Regions from separate parts of the Homo sapiens genome. Here region 1 is linked to region 2. A link is a loop called in an ENCODE intact Hi-C map of the cell type or tissue named here. Cell type or tissue: endothelial cell of umbilical vein. All regions are shown on one strand. Each heading gives the region's core, and the rest is flanking DNA. Links, peaks and the distances in the headings are about the cores only.

What was found. A loop is a pair of places that touch in the nucleus more often than their neighbours do. Peaks named below come from ENCODE experiments on the same cell type or tissue, not always from the same donor. Only the 100,000 strongest peaks of a DNase experiment are listed, where the experiment ranks them.
Region 1: it touches region 2 in a loop (4-fold over the local background); 5 of 110 quality-filtered maps call a loop at or near these places.

Annotation. Positions count from the first base shown.
Region 1 is chr2:117,953,734-117,961,733 of GRCh38, reverse strand. CCDC93 (CCC complex scaffolding subunit CCDC93) reads left to right here. Exons shown (of 24, transcript NM_019044.5): 12 at 3,253-3,369. Among named protein-coding and RNA genes, the nearest start is that of CCDC93, 56 kb to the left of the region's middle. In endothelial cell of umbilical vein, for the core only: no CTCF peak of the experiment used is centred there; DNase peaks (open chromatin) are centred at 1,273, 3,313 and 3,913; H3K27ac peaks cover 2,460 bases.
Region 2 is chr2:117,832,826-117,842,201 of GRCh38, reverse strand. LOC107985939 (a long non-coding RNA gene) reads right to left here and starts at 8,471. Exons shown (of 7, transcript NR_158150.1): 1 at 8,405-8,471; 2 at 6,586-6,740; 3 at 5,678-5,817; 4 at 5,302-5,547; 5 at 3,851-4,544; 6 at 1,871-2,227; 7 at 546-950. In endothelial cell of umbilical vein, for the core only: a CTCF peak has its summit at 6,107 (motif pointing left); a DNase peak (open chromatin) is centred at 6,001; H3K4me3 peaks cover 594 bases.

The sequences.
Region 1 (8,000 bases), core at 1-8,000, 120 kb before region 2:
AAAATCCACCTTGGTCATCTAGTTTTCTTTCTCATCGTATCTCTCAGTGAATGAACCATTAGATGAGACCTGCTGGTTTACGGACCTGTTCCTGTCTTCATCAGTCTGAGTTCTCTTGGCTTTGAGAAACAAAAAATTTAGATTGCTTAATAAAAAGTGTGTTTGAAAAACAGAGCGGTCAGCTTTCTGTTTACTAGGTTAGGAACTCTCATTTCAGCTCAGTAATAAACTGTTTTATCTGACTAAAAATAACTTCCCATTAAACAAAGCAGCTTCCCATAGCACTGTCTCTAAACTCAGAGGCAAACAGAGGAACTTACAAGTTTATAAGTACTGTGCGCCAGTAAATGTACATTTACAGGACTCCACACAGGACTAAGAATTATTACCTACCAATAAAAGAGAGCAGTTTGAAAGCTCATGTTTCCTTGGAACATATACTACTATAACAGATATGGTAGAGGTACCTATAGAGATTTCAAGATATTTTTCTGTGCATTGCGAGCATTTTCTCTCTGTATGGTTGTCTGAATCACGGGTCTAGTAAAAGAGCAGAATGAGAAAGAACTTTTCCCTCTCGGTGTTACATAAACGATGGCTGGCCAGTTGGTGAGCCCACCCCATTGACTGTCCCAGCCCATGGGTGGGTTACCAAGTGAACCAGGCTCCTTAGATTAAAGTAGCAGTTCTCAACATTTTATAATACTTTCAGGACCCAGTTAAAGACTCTTAAAAATAACTGAGGACTCAATAGCTTGTGTATTTTAATTCATTTACAGTAGCTTACGTATTCATTGACAGTAACATGTATTAATTCATACCCAATAGCTTATGTATTTACTTACAAATTATAATGAGCACATTAATATTAACATCAGATCAGTGATATCACATGTCATGTAACATCTGGAAGATGTCACTGTATAATCACGAGAATGAGAGTGAAAAGGCAAATAACATATTATTATGAAAAGGTATTTGGCCTCTGAGACCTTCTGACAGGGTTTTGAGGGAGCATGTGGCTCAAAATTGAGACTTAGATAGCTATCAACAGAAATAATCTTTCCACATATCAAGATGGCTGCTGGTTTTCCTGCAAGAAGAATTCTTGTAAGTGAAGTCTGAAGGTCATAATTTTAAAACAAAGCTGTATGTGTGCCACATACACTAATACGAGAGCATGGAAGCTGGGTGGGGGAATGCAGTTTTTATTTTCTTAGGACTTTGGCCATAAAAGCAGTTTATGAGCAAGAAAGCTTGCTAACAGTCAGAGACATCACCCAATCCATGCCAAAGCTGCAGAACAGAATTGAATGAGTTTACTCAGCCCCCACACACTGGAGGAAGTCTGGAAGGTGAGTGATACGTGGATCCACTGGAGCCTGCCTGCCCACGTCTCAGTCTCGAAGCCTGACAGGCATCTGGAGGAGGTCAGGATACTGAAGCATAATCCTCACACCAAACATAGAGACATACTGTATGGGAAATTAGTTCTGTTTCAGGTATCAGAAAAGCATGAATAGAAGGCTTATGTAATTCGGCTAGTAAAGCACAATGCTCTGAGAATATGCTTATGACACTTTGGAAGTCAAAGTCAAGGAATCTAAGCTGGATATTAAAACTCAAAGCTAAAATTAACTATAAAAAAGCTATTAAATACATAACATACAAAAGTGGCCAAATTAATAGCATAGTTCAGGTCAATCCAATCAAAGTAGAGGAGATGTAGTTAATTGTAATTCTGTTTTTGTAAGTGATTTAGAGTGGGGCTGGTCTTTCCTCTTCCACCACCCTTTTTTAATACTCTCAAATAATTTTCAGAAATAGTTTGTCCTTCTCCATACTACAAGTTGTGAATATCTTGGTGCGTCCAAAATTAATTTTAAAAAGTTAATTCCAATTCCCAGAAATCCTAAAAGCTAAAATAATGTTGACATTTTACACAGTCCCAGGTTTCAAGGCTAAATGTGTTGTAATAATAAATGCTTAGTTTTTCTGTTTCCTTTATGGCCTACCAGCCCATGAGACAGAAAGTGATGTTTCTTACCATTTTATGCAGCTGTATCCTGCTGGTTGTTTTGTAACTCCAAAATTGTTAAGTAGCAGAAGAACTCATCATCCATTAATAATACCTGCTGAATTATTCAGAGAAATCCTTAACCAGAATAAATGGTTATGGCCATCCAATTTCTCCTCATTCTCACTTTCCCATTTCTTTTTCCTGTGGGTAAATATCTTAGACTTTCAAGCCTAGGACACTGTTAAAACATTCAGGGAAAGTTGAATATCCAAATGGTTTTTGTTGCATGTGAGTTTAGAATCAATGATTAGCTTGGAATTGGGGTACTTACTATAAGAAAGAAGATGTTTTATTGTTGGTGTTTGACTGTTTAATAAAACTATAATCATCCAAGAAGTATTATAATTGCACTTATTGCAAAACGGTCTACCTTTTAATTTCTTTTTCCTGGGGCTTCTCACAGGAGTCTTGAGGCGGTGTTTGTATTCAGTATCTACACTAAGCTGCTTACTTCTTTGTGTGGTTTTTCAGGAATGGCCATTTGCCCTCCTGGAAAATGTTATCACATTCACCTCATCATCTTGTTCAGAGATCTCTCTCACACTCACTCCTGGTCCTGAGGATCCTTCTCCACCCCCTCCTCCCTTATAGAGTTGCAGAACTTTTCCTACCTGACCTCTCTCAGCACCTTTAATCCCTTTCCAATCAATCCCCTGTTAACTCCAGAACATCAGAAATAGGAAATGATTAAATTGGAGTGGGCCAAGTGATGGAAAATGTGTTGGGAGACTCTTCATTATAAGTGCTGCTGAATGGCTAGACTTTTTTAACCATTTGCTTATAATACTTCGATCACAGTGAATCAATTCATTATTCTTGATAACTCCAGAATGGTCTTATGAAGATATTACTATGGCCATGTTATTCCCCTATTTAAGACTTTTTGATGATACCTGTTGCCTATATGATATTGACATAACCACAGTTATGTCCCTGTACTTTTTTACACATGCTGTTCCCTCAGCCCAGAATGCAGGTTCTGTTGATAGGGATTTTGGTCATTGTGTCAGAATCTCTTCTGTACGCCAGGTTTTGAACAGGCCTCTGTAAATGCCCTGGCTTGGTGTGACTGGCTGCCCAGTACTGCTTTGCCCACATTGAACAGGGCTTGATTACATGAACCAAGGTCAACTAACTAAATCCTTTGGATTTGCCATCCCTTTTTTCCACAGCAGTCTGAGCTATCAGCTGAAGAAAGTCCAGAAAAATTAGGAACCTCCCAGCTACATCGCCGGAAAGTCATTTCCTTGAACAAACAGATTGCGCAAAAGACCAAACATCTTGAAGAGGTCAGTGTTTTCTTTTCGTAAGTTTATTCAAGATCTTCATGGTAGATTGGTTAAAGGAGATTCCAGAACGGGGGTTGGCATACTGTGGTGCTTGGGCCAGTCCAGTTGCCACTTGTTTTTGTAAATTAAGTTTTATTACAACATAACACATCCATTTGTTTACACATTTTCTGTGGCTGCTTTCAGGCTACAGTGGCAGAGTTGAGTAGTTGCAGAAGACCATAAGACCTACAAAGCCTAAAATATTTACTATCCAGCCCTTTGCAGAAAAAATTTGCTAACTTCTGTCATAGGAAAAGATCACAGGGCAAGAATAAATAGCATTAGTTAACAAATATCTACCGAGCACTACTGTGTGCTAGGCACTGAACTAGCTATTGGGATGAATGAAGAACAAGTTATGATCCTTCCTGTCAAGGATCTTAACTTCTAATGAGAAGTTACCACACTCATCGTCATTTAATTACAGGTGTGTTAAATGCTTGAAGGAGAAGTCTAGGAAGCTGGGAGAGTGACTAATAGGGAGACCTGACCTAGCCTCAGGTCACAGAGTTCTGAGACTGGAAAGATGAGTGGGTATTTCCAGGCAGGAAGTCTGTATGGGCTATATGGACTTACAGAACAACATGAACAAAGACCAGAGGAGGAAGGGTCTTAGCCAGTCTGTTTTGTGGCCAGGGAGTCATGAATGAAGACAGTTGGTTGGCAGTGTCTGATCAACAGGACCATCCAAGCCATGTTAAGGACAACAGAAGCCATTGACGTGTTTAAATAGGGGAGTGGCATGATCAGAATTGCATATTGTAAAGACCATTCTGTTTGCTGCAGGAGCATGAATTAACTGGACTTGGGTGAGAAGGAATTCAGGGACAACAGGTAGGAGGCTGATGCAATAGTCTAGACGTGGACTGCTACTATTGATGGCAGGGAAATGGAGGAAACTTGATCATTTTTAAAAGAGCTGTAGGAGATGGTGTTCTGTAATACCTGGTGATATGAGACTGTTTTGGAAAGACCTTCATATATTTGCCCTGAAAAGTAGACCTAAGAGGAAGCTGGGAAGTTTGACTCAGCAACAGTCATTGGACAATAAAAAAGTTATATGCTTCAGTTGCATTAGCAATAGATTAGATTAGAAGAATACACGTAGAAGAAGATTAAGAGAATGAATATGGGCCAGGTGTGGTGGCTCACGCCTGTAATCCCAGCACTTTGGGAGGCTGAGGAGGGGCAGATCACTTGAGGTCGGGAGTTCAAGAGCAGCCTAACCAACTTGGAGACTCCCTGTCTCTACTAAAAATACAAAATTAGCTGGGCATGGTGGCGCCTGCTTGTAATCCCAGCTACTCAGGAGGCTGAGGCAGGAGAATTGCTTGAAACCAGGAGGCGGAGGTTGCGGTGAGCCGAGATCATGCTGTTGCACTCTAGCCTGGGCAACAAGAGCGAAACTCCATCTCAAAAAAAAAAAAAAAATGGGTACCAGTTGGCATTTTGAGCTTGTTAGTTTTTAGTTAGTCCCACATATTTAAAAGGTATTAACCTATCAAATGGTCCTGCCCAATCATTTCTTTATTTGAATTTGTTCTATTAGAATTTGTTCTACCATAGCTGAACAAATAATAGGTTGGTTTGCTAAATGCTCTGGATCAAAGAAGGATGAAAAGATAGCCTATGATTTGGTTTCTGTTCAGTTATTTGTTTAGACATTTTAATGAGTTGTCAACTCAGACAGTATCATCCCTACTCCTGACCCCTGCTGGTGATAAGAATGGTTCAAAAAGAACTCATCACAGAATCAGGAGCAGGAGACAAGGATGAGTCTTCCTTATTATGGTGTCTTTATCTCTGAGGGAAGATAGTTTTGAGATTATTGTGGACTCCAGGAGCCAGAGTATCCCAGCAGGAACGGACATTTGCTTCTACCTTCTGTCTAAACCTGGGGAGAAGCAATACTAAGCCTCAACACAAATGGCAGTCTTGACTCATTCTTGGTCCAGCTGACAGGGCAATCCTCCCTGACTCTTGAGTCTGTTTTGCAGTTGGTTCAGAACACTTTTACCCAGAGTCTGTTATTTTTCAAGCATACTGCTTAACATAGCAGGCTGTCATTTTTCAAGCATACTGCTTAACATAGCAGGCTGTCATTAAAAGACAGCAATCATTATTGCAATGTTTAATGTAATTAGAGATGATGACCAGCACATGGAGTAATCCCTGACCATGTAGCTAGGCCAACTGGATGAGGAAAATGAGGTAGGGAAGGGAGAGACTTGCTCAGAGTCTGTGTTCCATGTTTCTGTGTGTGTGCAGATATACTAAACACATTTTCCTTTTGTTTCTGTCAGTTTTCAAATGTTTCAAGTGCTTTTTTTAAATTGTAGGGATAAGCTGAATATAAATTAAATAGTATAGAAGTATATAAAGATAAGAATAAATAGAGCAAGCTACTATTTGTGTCTGCTGTGTTTCCTGGCAAACCTGTTTTTAGGCCTTTGCAAAAATGTATGCCCCTTCACCTGGGGAGAGTGACTTGTATGGTTACAAAATTGAGTTTTTATTTCACTTATTGTATCACAGACGTCTCTCTGTCAGTAATAGTAATTGCTAATAAGTGCTTTGTTACTGCTTAGTAATTACTATGTGCTTTATAAAATTAACTCATTCAGTTCACACAGCATCCTTATGAATGGGAGGTACTGTTATTTTCCTCACTTTACAAATAAGGATACTGAGACACAGAAATTAAGCAGGCTGTCTGTAGTCACATAGCTTGTTAGTGGTTGAACCAAAATTTAAGCAAATAAATCTACCTCATTCTTTTTAGTGACTGGATAGTGTGACATAGTATATATGTAACACAATTTATTTAACTTGTTCCCTAACTTCTCAAAAAATGCGTTTTTGATTTTGCTAGAAACTATTGAGTTGTTCATCAATTATTTTATCAATTTACTTCTACCTGTAGTATGTGAGGGATTCCAAACTCTTTACATCCCACAGCCTCTTTTACAAGGTCATACAGGCAGAAGGCATCTGAGATGCATCCTTTTTTAGGCTTTTACAGACACGTATGCCCTCACCTGGGGAGAGTGAGTTGTATGGTTACAAAATTGAGTTTTTATTTCACGTATTCTATCACAGACATCTATCTGTCAGTAATAGTAATGGCTAATAAGTGCTTTGTTATTGCTTACTAATTACTAAGCACTTTGCAAAATTGACTCAGTTCGCACAACATCCTTATGAAGGGGAGGTACTATTATTATCCTCATTATACAAATAAGGAAATATTAGTCCATTCTCACCCTGCTGATAAAGACATACCTGAGACTGGGTAATTTATAAAGGAAAGAGGTTTAATTGACTCACAGTTTTGCATGGGTAGGGAGGCCTCAGGGTAAATTTAGAATCATGGCGGAAGGGGAAGCAAACATGTCCTTCTTCACATGATGACTGGAAGGAGAAGTACAAGCAGGGGAAATGCCAGATGCCTATAAAACCATCAGTTCTCCTGAGAACTCACTATCACGAGAACACCATGGGGTAAACCACCCCCATCATCCAATTACCTCCACCTGATCCCTCCCACGACACGTGGGGATTATGGGAACCACAATTCAAGATGAGATTTGGGTGGGGACTCAGCCAAATCATATCATGGTCCAATGAGGGAATATGCAAAGGAATAGAATGGAGTACAGGTGGTAGGTAGCTAAGAGGAAACCTGAGAGTGATGAAAGAAAGAGAAATCCAGAGAGGTGGTGTTAACCAGCAGCTGAATTTTTAGAGTAAGTGTAGGGGTTAATGATGAAGAAGAAAATAGAGGTAAGAGAATCCTGGAGGACTCCAGCAAGATAAAAACTAAGCTAAGCTACTGGGACACTTCCTATTTAAGAAAAGATGATCAGATGAAGAATTTAATTGTTAGTTAAATTAATTAAAGAAAAGAAAAGAGATGAGCCTTTTCTTCTTAGAAAGCTCTTACTTCCCTGCCAAGATCCATCTGGGGTAAGTCTTTGTTGGTGAAGGTTTCCTGAACCCCCTGGTGAGGGAGCTAACTCTCTTTCCTTGGGCCTGGCTCTGCCCCATCTCTTCTCATATTTTAATCCCACAGTTACAATGTCATGTTCTTTTCTTTCTCCCATACACCTCATTTGAGCAGAGCATTGGGTAAATGTCAGATGAGTAGGTGGGTGCAGGGGTGAGAGGCTACACAAGAAGGTGGGTGAAGCAGGTGGGAAGATCCCGGGGACCTTTCCTAGAGCCTTGTCTTAGTCCATTTAGGCTGCTCTATCAAAATACCTTAGACGTGGTAATTTGTTGCTTACAGTTCTGAAGGTTGGGAAGTCCAAGATCGAGGCACCAACAGATCTGGTGTCTGATGTCCATAGATGATGCCTAGTTGCTGCTTCCTCACATGGTGGAAGGAGGCAAGGGAGCCCACTCAAGCCTCTTTTATTTTCATTTTTTTGAGACAGGGTCTCACTCCATCATCTACGCTAGAGTCCAGTGGCATGATCATAACTCACTGCAGCCTCAGCCTCCTGGGATGAAGCAATCCTTCCACCTCAGCCTTCCACATAGTCGGGACCACAGGAACACCACCATGCCGGGCTAATTTTTTTTTTTTT
Region 2 (9,376 bases), core at 1,377-9,376:
TTGTATTTCAGGATTCAAGGTGACACTTTGTCACCGACTTTTGTTGTCCATGGCTTTTCAGTTTGGTTGCTCTGTTTTCACATGGGCACTCTGGAAGATCCAAACATTATTCTGGTATCGCTGTTACCATCTTCCTAGGCCTCCTGTTGGAGAGCTTTGTGAAATACCCCTTTTTGATATGCATTTCAAATGTTTCCCCAGTTTACATTTGTCTTTTGTCATTTAAGCAGCTTGGATGGGGGACTTGGATATCAGGAGATGGGGGAATTTGGGGACCATGGGTGGCTTCTCACATTGCGTCCTGTGTGAGCTGGCAGCAGCACTTCCTAATCACCCAGGGAGTCCGTCTTATCCCCCTCTTCACAGCCCTGAGGCTCCATAAAGTGATTAGACTTTCTCAGGTTGTTATTAGTATTTTTCTCCTGGGCTTCCTCAATAGTACAATTCAGTTCACCTATTGCTCAGAAAATATTGCTATGGTAACCTATTCTGGCAAGTAAAGCAATTACCTAGAGTTGAAGAAAAAAAATTTGGACTAAAAACCTGAGTACGCAACCATTTATTACCCAAAGGCACTTGAAAGAATTAAGGAAAACAAACAAAGGCAGGTACATTGCTCTGTCCATGACAGATTAGAAAGGGCTTAATCCACCTGGAAGGATCAGAGGACAATCCTTTAGACTAGGGAGTGTGGGTGAATCTGATTCCTTGCCACACTGAGGTTTGCAAGATAGACTGTAATGAGAGGCTGCCAAATGTCTAATTTGGGGTCAAAACCTAGCTTGTATTAAAGATTCTTCAAGTCATGTAAGGTTCCATTGATATTTAACCCCAGGTTTCCATTGCTGTGAAACCCCGTTCCTGGGTTCAATGCAGAAGTCCAGCCTCTTTCTTCCCAGTGGTTGACAGGACTCCTGAGAAATGTGTACACGTACAAGTGAGTCCTTTAACTAGAAAAAAAGGAAAGATGCTCTATTAGTTTCCCACTGCTGCTGTAACAAATTATCACAAACTTAGTGGTGTGAAGCAACAGATATGGCCCTTTCCTGCATTTTCAAAGCCAGCTGTGTAGTATCTTCAAATCTCTCTGCGACTCTCTGTCCTCTGCTTCTGCTGTCACAGCATCTTCTCTGACCCTCTTGCCTCCCTCTCATGAGGGCCCTTGTGTTTACATTGGGCCCATCTGGATAATCCAGGATAATCTGTCCATCTCCAAACTATTTACTTAATCACATCTTTAAAATCCCTGTTGTCATATAAAGTAATATATTCACAGTTTCTGAGGATTAGGATGTGAAGAACATTGAGAAGTCATTTTTCAGCAGATCACAGACCCCAACAGCTCTCAGGTATGCCTGTCCTGACCAGAACCTGGTCTTCTCACATGGGCTCCTGTGAAGCAGGTGCCAGGGGAGCTAGAATGTGACTCTGCTCCTTATAGCCAAAGATGCTCAGAGTGGCACTTTTGAAACAAAAACTTATTAAGTATTATTTGGGGTAGGAAAGAGGGTCCAATAGGAAAGTGTCATACAGGTTGAGTATCCTGTATTCAAAATGCTTGGGACCAGGAGTGTTTCAGACTTTAGATTTTTTTTTTTTTTTTTTTTTGATTTTGGAATATTTGTATTACACCGGTTGGGCAAACCCAAATCTGAAAATATGAAATCCAAAATGCTTCACTGAGCATTTACTTTGAGCATTGTGTTGGTGCTCCAAAAGTTTCAGGTTTTGGAGCACTTCCGATTTTGGATTTTCAGATTTGGGATGCTCAGCCTGTACTCTGATTCTACTACTCGCCTGCCAGCTTTCTGTGTGACTTTGCTTCATCTGCTACCCTCATTTTCCCCTTTTTATCTTCAACTTCTCTCACCTTTGAATTCTTCTTTTGCTTTGACCAAAAATATGCCTAAGTGTGTTCCATCCTAAGAAAAGCAAACAACACTGCCTTCCCAGGCCACTCCAGCATCCCTTGACCAAGACAAGTGGGCAGCTCAACAACCAGTTTTTAACAGAAAATGTGGCCAGAAAATTAGTACTCATTCCACAGAATACCACTGCTGTGATGGAGACTGTGTGGCTGTGGTCCAGGCATCTTCATTGCCCTTTTTGTAGCAATCACTGCACATCCAAAGTCCTGAGGGGGAGCATCCACATGGCAAAGCCAGGGTCTCAGGCCCATCGCTTGGCATCCAGGGGAACAGGAAGGAGGAGGAGCTTTCCATGGATCCTGAATGGGAGCAAGACACAGCCATCCCACCACAATTATACCTTGTGGCAAGGTCCCCCCATCCTACCGGCATATCAGTTAGAATTAGGTCTCACTGCATGTGAGACAGACAGAGACGCACATGTGTACACACATACACCCCAGAAAAAACAAAGCTTAAACTTTATTTCTATGTCACACAAATAAAATGTGGAGGTAGAGAGTCTAGTGCTGATATGGTAGCTCTGTGATCATCGACTACTCAGATTCTTTCTGGGTGGTGTGTCACCATGTCAGCATGTAGTCTCCTAGCCCAAGATGGCTGCTTACACTCCAGACATCATTTCTGTTTTCCAGCGAGAGAGATCAAAATGACACAAAGAAGGAAACAACCCAGGGGGATGTGACCCCATCTTTCTAGGCTACTTAAGAAGTTGCACTGCATGGTACTTCCTCTGACACCTCATTGGCTACAACTTAGATAGCTACAATCAGGTTTAAGGGGGGCCAGACAGGGTTGTCTTTTTTGGGCAGCCATGTGCCTAGGTGAAATCAGGGGCTTTGTAGCTGAGGAAGAATAGATAATGGGAATAGCATTTTTGAGAGGTTAAATTCCTGCTATTTTTCACCTTTCTTAAAATATTGAAGAAAGTCCACTATGGCTTCTGTGTTAGCTCATTGTCTTGATTATCCTTCTTTTTTTTTTTTTTTTTTTTTTTTTTTTTTTGACAAGGTCTTACTTTGTCATCCAGGCTAGAGTATAGTAGTTCAATCTCTACTGACTGAAACCTCCTCCTCCTGGGTTCAAGTGATCCTCCCACCTCAGCCTTCTGAGAAATTGGGACTACAGGTGTGAGCCACCACGCCCGGCTAATTTTTTGTATTTTTGGTAGAGATGGGGTTTTGCCATGTTGCCCAGGTTGGTCTTGAACTCCTGAGCTCAAGCAATCCACCTGCCTCGGCCTCACAAAGTGCTGGGATTACAGGAATGAGCCATCACGCTTGGCCTTCTGTTTTTAAGCCATTTGTTGTATTCTATTCCTTCCTCACTGACTTTATCAATTAAGTTACTCTGGTTGCAAGTAACAGAAAGTGACCACGTAACTTCAGGAAAAATGGGGAAAAAAATCCTCACAGAATTGAAGGGAAGGCTTGTGAACCTGGCTTAGAGAAGTCAGAAACTCGGCAGCTCTGGGGGCCTGGGAAACAAGAATTATTTGACAATCTCATTGAAATGTGATGCTAAGGTTAGTGAGCTTCAACTATTTTTTTTTTCAACCATTTCATCATGACTCCTGGGATTGTAAGTTATATTTGAGAACATGTCATTGGTTTAGCTTTTTCTCATGCCTGTACCTCCACTAGGAGAGGAGTGAGGGGGAAGAGATAATTCTCTAAAGAAAATAGATGCTATTACCAAAAGGAGAAATAGCCAAAAAACCTAAAAATGCGTCCTACCCTTCTTCAAATAGAACAATGGTTAATTTTACTGCTCTGGCCCCACCTGCTATTCCTTGCTACGCACCTCACTCCTCCGCCTCATGACCCTCTCACTACAGACCCGCTAGGCATTTGCAATATTCTCACTTTATGTAAGTTGTTCCCACTGCCTGGAATATCCTTCCAGCCCTCACTCTTCTTTACCCAAGAGATCTCTCCTGATGCCTCCTGTTTTGGCCCATGATTCCTCAGACCACGCTGGGTGTCCATCCTCTGGGTTCCCACAGGCTCCGCTCAGAAGAGATGAATTTCTATGTTTCTCCCACTGTGTGTAGACCAGGAGTGCCTTATTCACAGGGGTTGCCTTGCTTATCTCTGTTGCCAAAGCATCCAGTACAGTGCCTCACACAAAATAGTTACTCAATAAAATTATGATGGCTGGATAAATGGCTCTAAATGTCTTGCTGCAAATTCTCTTCTGACTTCCAGTCTCCATGCCAGAGCCCCTATGGCTGTCCAGCTGAATTCTCAGCTCTAAACTAAATCTTTCTTTTTTCCTGTCAATCAGCACCTCCTCCTGATTTCTGTTCAACTCCTATTTGCTGAACTCATACTCTGCTTGTGAGACATGAGGGAAACAAAGATAAATAAGATTCAGTCTATGCCTTCAAGAATTGTCTTCATTAGGGTTCCATAACTCCGGCACTATTGACGTTTGGGGCTGGATAATCTGTGTTGCAGGCGTCCTGTGCACTGCGGGATGTTCAGCAGTATCCCTGGCCTCTGTCCACTAGATGCCAGTAGCATTGTCCTCTCGGTCAGGACAATTAAAAATGTCTCCAGATGTTGTTAAGTGTGCCCTGAGGAGCAAAACTGACTTCAATTGGGAACCACTGGTCTAGATGCAGAGACATAAAGAAACAGAAAGAAAATTTCAGTATGAAGTAGATGTAAGGACAAGTACAGCAATGGTCTGTGAGGAAATTAAAATTGGAGGCTTTAAAAATACTTGTATCTACAAGGATGAACTGGCCAATAAGCTGAAGCTTAACCACACGAAATAATTAAAGGACATCATAAGACAGCATTTTCACAGGCGGGAAGGAGGAAAGGAGCTAACTAACACTTGTTTAGTCTTTGTTATGCAAAACCTGCTTTGCATTTGTTGATTTATTTCATTCTCACAATATACCAAAGTGTACAGCATGCTCTGCTAATGCCCACAGTGCTAGTTCATATAACCCTTACGGTATAAGGGCTGGATGGCGGTGCTGTCTTTCCATGTGACAGCCACGAGGCACAGGGAAGTTCCTTGCTAGTCAGTGACAGCACTAGAATTCAGACAGGAGCAGACTCCAGGGTCCAGCCCCACGCTGCCCCTTTGCCTCGGCTCATGCGGTTCACGTTGCCCGCACGCCTTGGCTTCTCTCTTCCTTTCTCCCCTTTGCTGTTAGAACATCCTTCGGGACTCAACTCCAACGCGGAGCCCACCCAACGCCGTTCTTGAGCGTTCAGCCCTTTAGATGGCGATTTCCTCGCTGTGGTACATTTTCCCCTGGATTTTCTTCAGATCCCTCTCACATGACTTTGTAGGAGGGGGCTGGAATCACTCCTGCACCCCCAGGCTCTTACTCTTAGTAGCCACACAAATATACCTGTGATGAGAATGGAGTCCAGGGCGCTGCTCCCAGGGAGTCTGACCTTTTTCAATGTCCTCACCCAAAGCCGCCCTGGTAACCGTCTGTTACCAGGGATGGAGGCCACATCCTCTGTGTCTTCGCCCCAGCACCTCCAGGCCTGGTTCGGGCCAGGCTCTCAGGCGCTGGCGGGTTCCTCCTGCCCGCATCTGAGGACACCAGCAGCCTTCCCTGGGGGCAGCAGGGAGGGAAGGGCAGCTCGGCCTGCGGAGGAACAGGAGGCGGTCAGGGAGCGGGAAAGCGCCCGGCCCTAGGGCTGAGCAAACCGCGCTGGCGTCCGGGTTAGGCCATCGCCCTCCCGTCTGCGGCTGACTCTGCGCTTCTCCTCCCTCACCGTGGCGTCCGGGTAAGACTGTCCTTCCCAGGGCTGCCGGGAGACCACCGTGGCGTCCGGGTAAGACTGTCCTTCCCAGGGCTGCCGGGAGACCACCGTGGCGTCCGGGTAAGACTGTCCTTCCAGGGCTGCCGGGAGACCTACGGCGTTGAAAGTGCAGGGGGCACTTGGTCCGGAGCCTCAGCAGCCTGGAGCCCCACTCCTCGCTCCACGTCCCCCTCAGCGCATGCTCTCGGCATGACTGGGTCGCGTGTTTGTCCCACTCTTCCCCTACACTCCGACCTTTCTTTCCTCAAGCTGGATAAAATGAACCCTCGATAGCGCTCCCCTGCCAGCAAAGGCAAGTCCAAAATCACCAGCTGCTGCTCTGACAAGCGTAGCCGGCCCCGTCGCAGCAGCTGTCCTGAGTCGGCACAGCCGAGAGCCCTCTGCTGGAGACGCCGGGAGCCGCGGAAGGGCCGGAGACTTCCCAGAAGGAGGCTCCCTTTTGCAGTTTTTTGGCCTAATGCCTCTGAAACCATGATTTTGATGGTGGGGAGAGGGTGTGAGAAACCGGTAAGTCCTAGAAAACTCTTGTTTCTGACCTTCTTCCCCTTTTCCTGATGTTCCTGATAATAGTGTCGTTAGGTCTTGTTTCTAAGATCTGACTTGGCCTGACTGTACACCTAATCCTTGTGTTTTCATTCCTTCCATTCTACGGATGAGGAAACTGAGGCACAGAGCAGGGAATTCACTTGCTCCAAGGCTCCTGTACATTCTGCCTGACTCCAGAAAGTGCTGCCTTGGGAGGTCTGACAACCCTTGGTTCCCCCTTTCCCAGCTGTGGACACTCCTCTAGAGGCTCTCAGCGATGCCAAGCATCCTGCTTTTGCCTGCCTCCCAAACCTCCAGAGCAGCTTCCCCATGACCTGTCCCGAGGTGGTGAGTTTGCCACTTGTTCTTTTTTCGACGCATCCTTGCCCTAGATGTTTCAAAGTCCTGGCCTTGCTCAAAATGTCCAATTTTCCCTGTGCCGAGGGGCAGGAGGCTCCAGGCAGGGAGGACAAGAATGGTGGCAAGCAACCTGGACATTTTGACAAAAAGAGGGAGAGAGAAACCAGACCTTAGCGGTTATTGTATCCTTGGGCTAATTATGAGCAACAAAAAGCCACTCAGTAATTTAAACTGAAACAGAATTAATTGAAAGGATATGAAATGGCTGCAGAACTAGGCTTGCAAAATAGGCAGGAACAAGGGCAGGTAGCTAAAGGGCAGGACCCTGGACAAAGTCATGGCACACACTCAGTCACTCTCAACCTGGTGTGAGCACGGCTGCTGCGGGGTGCCACAGCTGGAGCTGCCTGTTCCCAACACAGCTGCCTCTGGACCCTGGATGAGAAAGCTGCTACATCTACTGTTTCTGCTCCTGTTTTATTAGTTAGTATCTGATTCACTCTGGGCAAATGTATGTGATTAGCCAAACCCAGGTCACAGCCCCACCCTGGCTGCATGGGAGGCGTTTTTGCTTGTCTGATGGGAGGTGATCTCAGTAACCCACCAGTACTTGAAAGGTATTGTCTCCAAATAAAAGGTTGGATGCGGACTGGGTGAGGTGGCTCACGCCTGTAATCCCAGCACTTTGGGAGGCCGAGGCGGGCAGATCACGAGGTCAGGAGATTGAGACCATCCTAACATGGTGAAACCCCGTCTCTACTAAAAATACAAAAAAACATTAGCCGGGCGTGGTGGCAGGCGCCTGTAGTCCCAGCTACTCGGGAGGCTGAGGCAGGAGACTGGCGTGAACCCGGGAGGCCGAGCTTGCAGCGAGCCGAGATTGCGCCACTGCACTCCAGCCTGGGCGACAGAGCGAGACTTCGTCTCAAAACAAAACAACAAAAATTAGCTGGGCGTGGTGGCACATGCCTGTAATCCCAGCTATTAAGGAGGCTGAGGCAGGAGAATCGCTTGAACCCAGGAGGCGGAGGTTGCAGTGAGCGGAGATAGTGCCATTGCACTCTAGCCTGGGTGACAGAGCGAGACTCCATCTCAAAAAAAGGTTTGATGCTGGCTAGCCCCTTAAAACAAAAAATGTGTTTTTCCCTCCACAGAAAAGTGATCATCCAGTTAGAATTTTCCACATTCCCCTCTTATATTACAGGTACAGATGCTCTGAGTCCCAGAAGGGAGAGTGGCTTTTTTTCTCAAAGACATGTGGCCAAGGCAAATTGGTTTCTTCTTTGGTCCACCACCAATGGACAGGGATTGAATGGAGCACTGTGGAGGGATCTGGAGGCTTTGTTTGGTGCAAGAAGGTTCCATGAAGCTAGGCTGTCCTTCTTCTTCCCACACCAGGCATTCAAATGAAACAGCTGTTTCTCTCTCGAAAGTCCCAGCCTGTCTCTCTTCTGGGCAGCCCTAGTTTGTGAATGACTACAACGTACTAACACCATTGCCTGTGCTGGGCACTTTCACTTTGCAAGATGAGAGCAGAAAACATTTACTAAGAGTCTGTATGTGAATGGGTTCTAGTCTGGTTGCTCCCAAACCTAGCTGAGCGTGAGCATCACCTACATACCTCTGCCCTGGCAAAGGCCTACTGAATCAGAATCTCCTAGAGATGGGGCAAGAAAATCATAGTCCACTAGGACCCGAGGATGCAGGATTTCTAGGCTTAATAAAAATAGCTGGAATATTTGCCTGCATCTATCACATCATTTAGAAAACAATATTGCAACTGTTTATGCCTACCTTCTCTAATCTGTATCCATCCCAAGAAGGATCTGGGCGTATTCTTCTGTGTCCTCTGCAGTTTATGACATCTAACAGGCTTTTAATTTATGATGAATTAGGTTATCCAAACGCACACTGTTGTTGTTGCCACCCCATACTCAGTACAGTAACCTTGAAAACAGCATTAATATACTTGACAGCTACCTTAGGAAGGTGCTGCAGGACTGGACCGCTTTCCAAAGCCCAAGTCTGCTCTCCAGAATTCCAAGAGATCCAGACTGTTAGAAATCCTGTATGCCAAAGCCCAGACTGGCTCACGGTTTGGGATGAGCCTCTGTACCTGCTGCTGTATGGCAGCAAGTTTTTCACGTAGGATGCACGGAGGCCGGTACCATGGACAGAGCACTCAGCACCAGGGCACTGTCCTGAGCACTGCCTTCTGAAGGAGGTATTACTTTTGCTTCACTCATGAATCAGGCCCTGAGGTTAGCAAGTGGCACAGCTGGAATTTGAATCCAGGCATTCTAGTTACAGAGCTCTCACTTTTAAGCCCTGTATAACTTAGGGATCCTGTTTTGGGTATCTTGTTTTATTTATACAAAGCTGGCTGAGACTAAATAAATTTAGACATAGCAGTGTCATCACTTGCAGCCCACAGGACCCAAAGACTTACCTGCATGTAGTGATGTGCTTGGCTCCCCCACCTCACATTCTGCCTTCGAACCTTCATGGCTGCAGCCACCTAATTCCACCTGTCAAACGCTCACATTTGCCACCAAATGAAGCTCTTACTGTGCACGAGCCTTGCAGATGGTGCTGCTTTCACTCACTGTACGTGATACCAGTAACTGGCTCCTTCATATCTGAATCTGGCCAGGCTGGTCAAGTCTGGTTGTCTCTTGTCCCTAGCCTGGACCATCCTGCCACTACAATCACAAACAGCACCCAGCGAATACGGTAGTTCCCCCTTATCCTCCAGGGATACATTCC